2 separate regions of the Homo sapiens genome follow, and region 1 is linked to region 2. Evidence: chromatin loops called from intact Hi-C (ENCODE). Cell type or tissue: mesothelial cell of epicardium. All regions are shown on one strand.

Evidence for each region. A loop is a pair of places that touch in the nucleus more often than their neighbours do. Peaks named below come from ENCODE experiments on the same cell type or tissue, not always from the same donor. Only the 100,000 strongest peaks of a DNase experiment are listed, where the experiment ranks them.
Region 1: a loop joins it to region 2, with 20 times the contacts of the local background. A loop is called at or near these places in 1 of 110 quality-filtered maps.

The regions. Positions count from the first base shown.
Region 1 is chr19:13,180,060-13,184,059 of GRCh38, forward strand. No RefSeq gene overlaps it. Among named protein-coding and RNA genes, the nearest start is that of IER2, 32 kb to the left of the region's middle. RefSeq lists an enhancer at 1,885-1,944. In mesothelial cell of epicardium, no CTCF peak of the experiment used is centred here; DNase peaks (open chromatin) are centred at 1,922 and 2,190.
Region 2 is chr19:13,364,341-13,368,340 of GRCh38, forward strand. CACNA1A (calcium voltage-gated channel subunit alpha1 A) reads right to left here. Exons shown (of 47, transcript NM_001127222.2): 5 at 977-1,129. Among named protein-coding and RNA genes, the nearest start is that of CACNA1A, 140 kb to the right of the region's middle. In mesothelial cell of epicardium, a CTCF peak has its summit at 2,370 (motif pointing right); no DNase peak of the experiment used is centred here.

The DNA of each region.
Region 1 (4,000 bases), 180 kb before region 2:
TATGAGACAGAGTTTTGCTCTATTTCCCAGGCTGGAGTGCAGTGATGCTATCTCAGCTCACTGCAACCTCTGCCTCCCGGGTTCAAGCGATGTTTGAGCCTCAGCCTCCCGAGTAGCTGGGTGTGGAGGCACCTATCACCATGCCTGGCTAATTTTTGTATTTTTAGTAGAGATGGGGTTTCCCCATGTTGGCCAGGCTGGTCTCGAACTCCCGACCTCAGGTGATCTACCCGCCTCGGCATCCGAAAGTGCTGGGATTACAGGCGTGAGCCACCTTGCCTGGCCCAGAATACTTTCATCATCCCAAACTGAAACTCAACCTCTGTTAAACATCAAATCAATATTCTCTGCACACCCCCAGCCCCTTCTACTGTTCTACTTCCTGTCTCTAAGCCAGTGAGCTTTCCTTTTTTTTTTTGGGACACAGTCTCGCTCTGTCATCCAGGCTGGAGTGCAGTGGTGTGATCTCGGCTCAATCCAGCCTCTGCTTCTCGGGTTCAAGAGATTCTCCTGCCTCAGCCTCCTGAGCAGCTGGGATTACAGGCCCCTACCACCATGCCTGGCTCATTTTTGTATTTTTAGTAGAGATGGGGTTTCACCATGCTGGCCAGGCTGGTCTCAAACTCCTGACCTCAGGTGATCTGCCCGCCTCGGCCTCCCAAAGTGCTGGGATTACAGATGTGAGCCACCACGCCTGGCCTCTTTTTGGTTTGTTGATGTAGGCTGGGCTGATTGATCCTCCCCCATCTGATGGTGAGCCCTTGAGGGCTGGAACAGGATCCTTCTTCCTCAGCACTGTGCACTCCCAGCTCCCAGGCCTGTGCTTGATCCTCAGCTGATGCTCAAAATACAGTTGAAGGAACGGCAGAAAATTCCAAATGGGTGGGCAAAGGATGCAGTCCGCTGCTGGGGAGGATAGATGGGCTGAGGCAGGAGATGAATGCCTCGTGGCTCTGGGTGGGTGTAGGGAGCTCTTGGGCTGCAGGTGGGGTTGGGTGCATGAGCCGAGATCTCAGGGGGCTGGCTGAGTAGGGGCTGCAGACACTGAGAGAGAAGAAGAAGGGTCTTTGGAGGCAGAGAAGTGGGCACAGAGAGATGGGCTCCCCAGGCAGAAGTGTAGCCATGTGGCCAGGAGAAGGTGGGACGGAGGGACGGGAGGTGTGGAGGCTCCATGGTCACATTCTTGGCCGTCCTGCATGTGCGTTCAAAGCCTGGGAAGGGCCCGGTGCGGTGGCTCATGCCTGTAATCCCAGCACTTTCAGAGGCCGAGGCGGGCAGATCACCTGAGGTCAGGGGTTCAAGACAAGCCTGGCCAACACGGTGAAACCCTGTATCTACTAAAAGTACAAAAATTAGCTGGGCGTGGTGGCAGGTGCCTGTAATCCCAGCTACTCAGGAGGCTGAGGCAGGAGAATCGCTTGAACCCAGAAGGCGGAGGTTGCAGTGAGCTGAGATGGCACCACTGTCTGTCTGGGAGACAGAACGAGACTTAAAAAATAATAATAATAAAAATAAAAAGTAACAAAGCCTGGGAAGGCCTGGGGAAGGGGGCTCTCAATCCCAGCACTTTGGGAGGCCAAGGCAGGAGGGTCGCTTGATCCCAGGAGGTCAAGGCTGCAGCTGCAGTGAGCTATGATCGTGCCACTGCTTTCCAGCCTGGGTGACAGAGCAAGACCCTGTCTGCAAAAAAAAAAAAAAAAAAAAAAAAAAGTCCAGAAAGGCCGGTCTTGGGCTGAGTCCTGCCAGGGCCTGGTAGCCAGGGCCTAACAGTGTCCTTGTGTCCTTGCTAGGAGGTGAATTCCTAGTGTAGGCTTGACCCACTTTAGCTAGGGAAGCCACAGGATTTACCATTTCCAGGGGCCAGCTCTGCCTGAGGAGAGAGGCCTTCCTCATAAAGTCAGGCTTGGCTTCCTCCCAGCTGGCTGGCCTCCTTCTCCCTGATTCTAAATGCGGGCTTGTCACCGTGTGTCTGCATGTAGGCGCACGAGCGCACATCTGTGTGTGGGGGGGTGTTTGTGGTGCTGTGGGCAGCGTGGGGGTGGCATGTGTTAGCAAGCTGGGGGCCATTTCTACCCCACGGTTCTTTTTATATCTCACATTTACAGAAAGCCTGGACCTCTGAGCCTGGGCCTGTCAGTGGGCTGTTTGAGGCTTTGAAGGAAGGGACCAAGAGGCGGAGGCGTCTGAAACCCCGGCGCCGAGGGAGGATAGTCGGGTCAGGGGTGGCTGTTAGCTTCCTTCCATTGGCACTGACGGCATGCAGCCCGGGGCCATAGCCCTGCAGTGTCAGGTGTTGCAGAGCTATATTTTAAGACACTGGCACCATGGTTCACACCTATATTCTCAACACTGAGGTTGGAGGAAGCTGAGGTTGGAAGGCTGAGGTGGGAGGGTCACTGGAGCTCAGGGATTCAAGACCAGCCTAGGCAACATAGTGAGACCCCATCTTTACATATATATATATATATATAGCGATTATGTGTATATATATATGTATAGCGATTATATATATATAGCGATTATATATATACATATTTTTTCTCCTGCTTCAGTCTCCTGAGTAGCTGGGATTACAGGCTTGTGCCACCACGCCCAGCTAATTTTGTATTTTTAGTAGAGATGAGGTTTCACCATGTTGGTCAGGCTAGTCTTGAACTCCTGACCTCAGGTGATCTGCCCCCCTCGGCCTCACAAGGTGCTGGGATTACAAGCGGGAGGCACTGTGCCCAGCCCTACAAATATATATATATTTTACTTAGCTGGGTGCAGTGGCTGATACCTGTAGTCCCAGCTACTTGGGAGGCTGGGGAGGGAGGATTGCTTGAGCCCAGAAGATCGAAGTTGCAGTGAGCTATGCTCGTGCCACTGCACTAGCCTGGGTGACAGAGAGATCCTGACTAAAAAATAAATAAATAGGCCGGGCGCGGTGGCTCACGCCTGTAATCTCAGCACTTTGGGAGGCCGAGGCAGATGGATCACGAGGTCAGGAGATCGAGACCATCCTGGCTAACACGGTGAAACCCCATCTCTACTAAAAATACAAAAAATTAGCCAGGTGTGGTGGCGGGCGCCTGTAGTCCCAGCTACTCGGGAGGCTGAGGCAGGAGAATGGCATGAACCTGGGAGGCGGAGCTTGCAGTGAGCCGAGATCGCACCACTGCACTCCAGGCTGGGCGATGGAGCGAGACTCCATCTCAAAAAATAAATTAAATAAATAAATAAATAAAGCCGGGCATGGTGGCTCACACTTGTAATCTCAGCACTTTGGGAGGCTGAGGTGGGCAGATCACTTGAGGTCAGGAGTTCGAGACCAGCCTGGCCAACATGGTGAAACCCCCGTCTCTACTAAAAATACAAAAATTAGCCGGGCATGATGTTGGGAGGTCCCTGTAATCCCAGCTACTCAGGAGGCTAAGGCAGGAGAATCGCTGGAACCTGGGAGGCAGAGGTTGCAGTGAGCCAAGATCCCGCCACTACACTCTAGCCTGGGCAACAGAGCTAGACTCCATCTTAAAACAAATCAAAGTAAATATAATAAATAAAGCATACTCTCTCCACCTCCACTGCTGGGTCCTCACCAGGATGAATGGTTCAGAGCAAGGCCTGAAGGGGTCCTCCCTGAGATGCTGGGAGCGTCTCCCTGAGAAGCCCTGTTGGGCTGGTCCCAGTGGACCCTGGGTGCTCGCTGCCTAAGCTGCCCTCCCCCATCCCTGCCCAGCTCTGCACCCCATGAGAAGCCCTGTGGGTGGCCCCCAACTCAGGAGTTCCCACAGGGAGCTGAGGGCCGGTGATAGCCCCCCAGGCTTATGCAGTGACCTCGCTTAACAGCTGGTAACTCCTGCAGGATTCTGAGGCACCCGCCTCCTCCCAGAGGGACACATTCATGGCCTTTTCCTATTTATTTATTTATTAGAGATGGGGTCTTGCTCTGTCTCCCAGGCTGGAGTCCAGTGGCATGACTATTGCTCAATGCAGCCTCAAACTCCTGGGCTCAAGCAAT
Region 2 (4,000 bases):
GTGCCTGGAATCTTCTCTGTCTCTCACCTTCCACAAGGTACCACTCACAATGCATTGAGGCAATAACCCTTTTCTGGCCCAACTCTCCCCACTTCTTGCTTGCTTTAGAAGTCAGGACTGGTCGAGGTCTGAAAGCACCCAGAATACCTGTTCCACTCAGCCAGATGTGCCAGGCATTAATTCCCACTCTAGGAGCAGTCCTCACCAATGTCAAAAAGAAGCCAGTGTATAAATACCCCAGCTCCCTTGCCCCTTGGCTGGGACGGCTCTGAGGTGTGTGTTCTTTTTTTATTTATATTTTTATTTATTTATTTATTTGAGATGGAGTCTCACTCTTTCGCCAGGCTGGAGTGCAGTGGTGTGATCTTGGCTCACTGCAACTTCTGCCTCCCGGGTTCAAGTGATTCTCCTGCCTCAGCCTCCTGAGTAATTGGGACTACAGGTGCCTGCCACCACACCCAGCTAATTTTTGTATTTTTTAGTACAGATGGGGTTTCACCATGTTGGCCAGGATGGTCTCTGACTCCTGATCTCAGGTGATCCACCCGCCTTGGCCCCCCAAAGTGCTGGGATTACAGGCGTGAGCCACCGTGACCAGCTGAGTTGTGTGTTCTTTGCTGTCTCCCAGAGGTGCCCAGGGGGATCCAGTCCCAGTTTTAAGTGGTAACCCGCTTGATAGCACACTCTTTAAAAGATCCCTTCTTTCTCTGCTCACTTCCTCATTCCCCCGATGGTGCTTCCTGGGATCATTCCCAAATAAACTCTTTCTCTGCTGGGTCACCTTCTGTGGAACCCCACCCCTTTCAACAGCTAAGATCTCAGAGGCTATTTCACTCACTGCCTCTCCTGTAGTGCTCTCTGAAGGAGACGGTCCTCCCAGCTGCCAGGAGAAAGAAGCACACCCCTGCCTAATCCTCCCAAGAGCTTGTCCCTGAAGGAGAAAACTGGAAAGATGCATCATGCTCCGTGGACCTACCTGTCCCCTCTTCAAAGCAGGTGGTATGAAATTTTCCCATATAAAATTCTAACCCTATGATTGCAAAAATAAGGATTGCAAAAAATAGGAGGAGGCCGATCTGCAGCAAAGGGATCATCGCCTTCATGATCGACTTCAGGACGACTTGTAAACCTGGGGGGACACAGAGAGAGGCCCCATAAGCCCATGAGCAAGTACCCCCAAACCCCGCCACCAAGACGCCCAGGTCTCTCCCAGACAAAGCAGGTGTGTTCCTGAGGGAACATTAAGCACCCAGGAGCCTGGGGATTGGGCAATGGTGAAGGAAGCACCACACGGAGGCTGATCCTTATCATGGGAACAACACTTCCTAGGTTTTTTTTTTCCTTTGAGACAGGGTTTTGCACTGCTGCCCAGGCTGGAGTGCAGTGGCACAATCACAGCTCACTGCAGCCTCAACCTCCTGGGCTCAGGTGATCCTCCTGCCTCAGTCCCTGCAATAGCTAGGACTACAGGCATGCACCACCATGCCTGGCTAAGTTTTAAAACTTGTTTGTAGAGATGGGGTCTTGCTATGTTGCCCAGGCTGGCCTGAAACCCCTGGTCTCCAAGGACTCAAACTCCTCAGCCTCCTAAAGTGCTAGGATTATAGGTGTGAGCCACCATACCTGGCCCCTATTATTATTATTATTTATTTTATTTATTTTTTTTGAGACAGAGTCTTGTTATATCGCCCAGGCTGGAGTGCAGTGGTGCCATCTCGGCTCACTGCAAGCTCCGCCTCCCAGGTTTACGCCATTCTCCTGCCTCAGCCTCCCGAGTAGGCCCAGCTAATTTTTCATATTTTTAGTGGAGACAGGGTTTCACCGTGTTAGCCAGGATGGTCTCGATCTCCTGACCTCGTGATCCACCCGCCTCGGTCTTCCAAAGTTCTGGGATTACAGACGTGAGTCTCCACGCCTGGCCTTATTATTTTTTAAAAAGCACTTTTAACTTTAAAGTATTTATTTATTTATTTATTTTAATTAGCCAGGCATGATGGTGCATGCCTGTAGTCCTAGCTACTCTAGGGACTGAGGCAGGAGGATCGTTAAGGCTGCAGTGAGCTATGATTGTGCCACTGCGCCCCAGCCTGAGTGGCAGAGCAAGACGCTGTCTCAAATAAATCTATATATATATTTTATAGAGACAGGGTCTCACTATGTTATCCAGGCTGGTCTCGAACTCCTGACCTCAAGCGATCTTCCAGCCTCTGCCTCCCAAAGTTCTGGGATTACAGGCATGAGCCACAGAGCCCAGCCAACTTTAAAGTACTTAATAAAGGTATTTGACATGCTGTTCCATTTGATGATCTTTTGGGCAAGAAAGGGGTGGGAGTCCATTGCTTTTGGAGCCATATTCCTGGGTGTTGGGCAACTTGCACCCAGAAGAGGGAGCCATTTTCTTAATTTTTTTTTTCTGCCAAGAGGCGGTGTCTTTTCCTCATTCATAAAAGGCCGCCATATAGGCTAGTTGCTGCTCTGGGTAGGAAAGCGGTTGGCGGTCCCAATTTCAACCCCAAGGAACCAGACTCAACATTATTTCACTGGCTTCTAGTGACAAGCCCCTGAGGTGGCCATACATGTAAAGTCACTCTCATTTTACAGAAGTGGGAAGCAAGGCTAACAGAGATGCTGTGATTCACCCAGAGAATGCATGAGAAATGGCAGAACTAGGCAGGGCGCGGCGGCGGTTCACGCCTCTAATCCCAGCACTTTGGGAAGCCGAGGCCAGCGGATTAACGAGGTCAGGAGTTCAAGACAAGTCTGGCCAACATGGTGAAACCCCATCTCTACTAAAAATACAAAAAATTATCTGGGCATGGTGGCCAGCGCCTGTAATCCCAGCTACTTGGGAGGCTGAGGAAGGAGAATTGCTTGAACTTGGGAGGCAGAGGTTGCAGTGAGCCAAGATGACGCCACTGTACTCCAGTCTGGGTGACAGAGCAAGACTCTGTCTCAAAAAAAAAAAAAAAAAAAAAAAAAGGCAGAACTAGGATTTGAACCCAGGTCCATCTGAAATGAAGCCCCATGTTTGCCCATGTGCTGATGTTGCTTTCTCTGTTCTGAGCAACCCAATTCAGAAAGATGGTGGTGAATAAGAAGGCAGGGGGCCAGGTGTGGTGGCTCACGCCTGTAATCCCAGCACTTTGGGAGGCCGAGGCGGGCAGATCACGAGGTCAGGAGATCGAGACCATCCTGGCTAATATGGTGAAACCCCGTCTCTACTAAAAATACAAAAAAATTAGCTGGGCGTGGTGGCGGGCACCTGTAGTCCTGGCTACTCGGGAGGCTGAGGCAGGAGAATGGTGTGAACCCGGGAGGTGGAGCTTGCAGTGAGCTGAGATCACGCCATTGCACTCCAGCCTGGGTGAAAGTGCGAGATTCCATCTCAAAAAGAAAGAAGGCAGGGAACAGTCCCCGAAGGGACACAGTGGAACAGAAGACACACCCAACTGGGCATCTGAAGACCTAAATCTGGGGGTATTGTCATCAATCAGGGACCCCATGCAAGCTCTTATCCTACCAAGCTCAGCCTCCAGTAGCCTCTCATCTAACAAATGGTTCATTCATGGCGGCTGAATTACTCTGGGCTTCAAATCCTTTTGGGAGAGGAAGGGGTTAATACTGAAATTCGCATCCTGCACTAAAAGTTCCACTGTTGTAAGACTCGAAGAATGTTAATAATAATAATAGCTGGCCAAGCGTGGTGGCTCACACCTGTAATCCCAGCACTTTGGGAGGCTGAGGCGGGTGGATCACTTGAACTCAGGAGTTTGAGACCAGCCTGAGCAGCGTGGTGAAACCCTGTCTCTACAAAATACAAAAAAATTAACTGGGCATGGTGCTGTGTGCCTGGAGTCCCAGCTATTTGGGAGGCTGAGATGGTAGGATTGCTTGAGTCTGGGGAGGTTGAGGCTGTACTGAGCTGTGATTGCACCACTGCACTCCAGCCTGGCGACAGAGCAAGAGCCTTAGTTAGTATTTCTCTGCCTATCATTGGCTT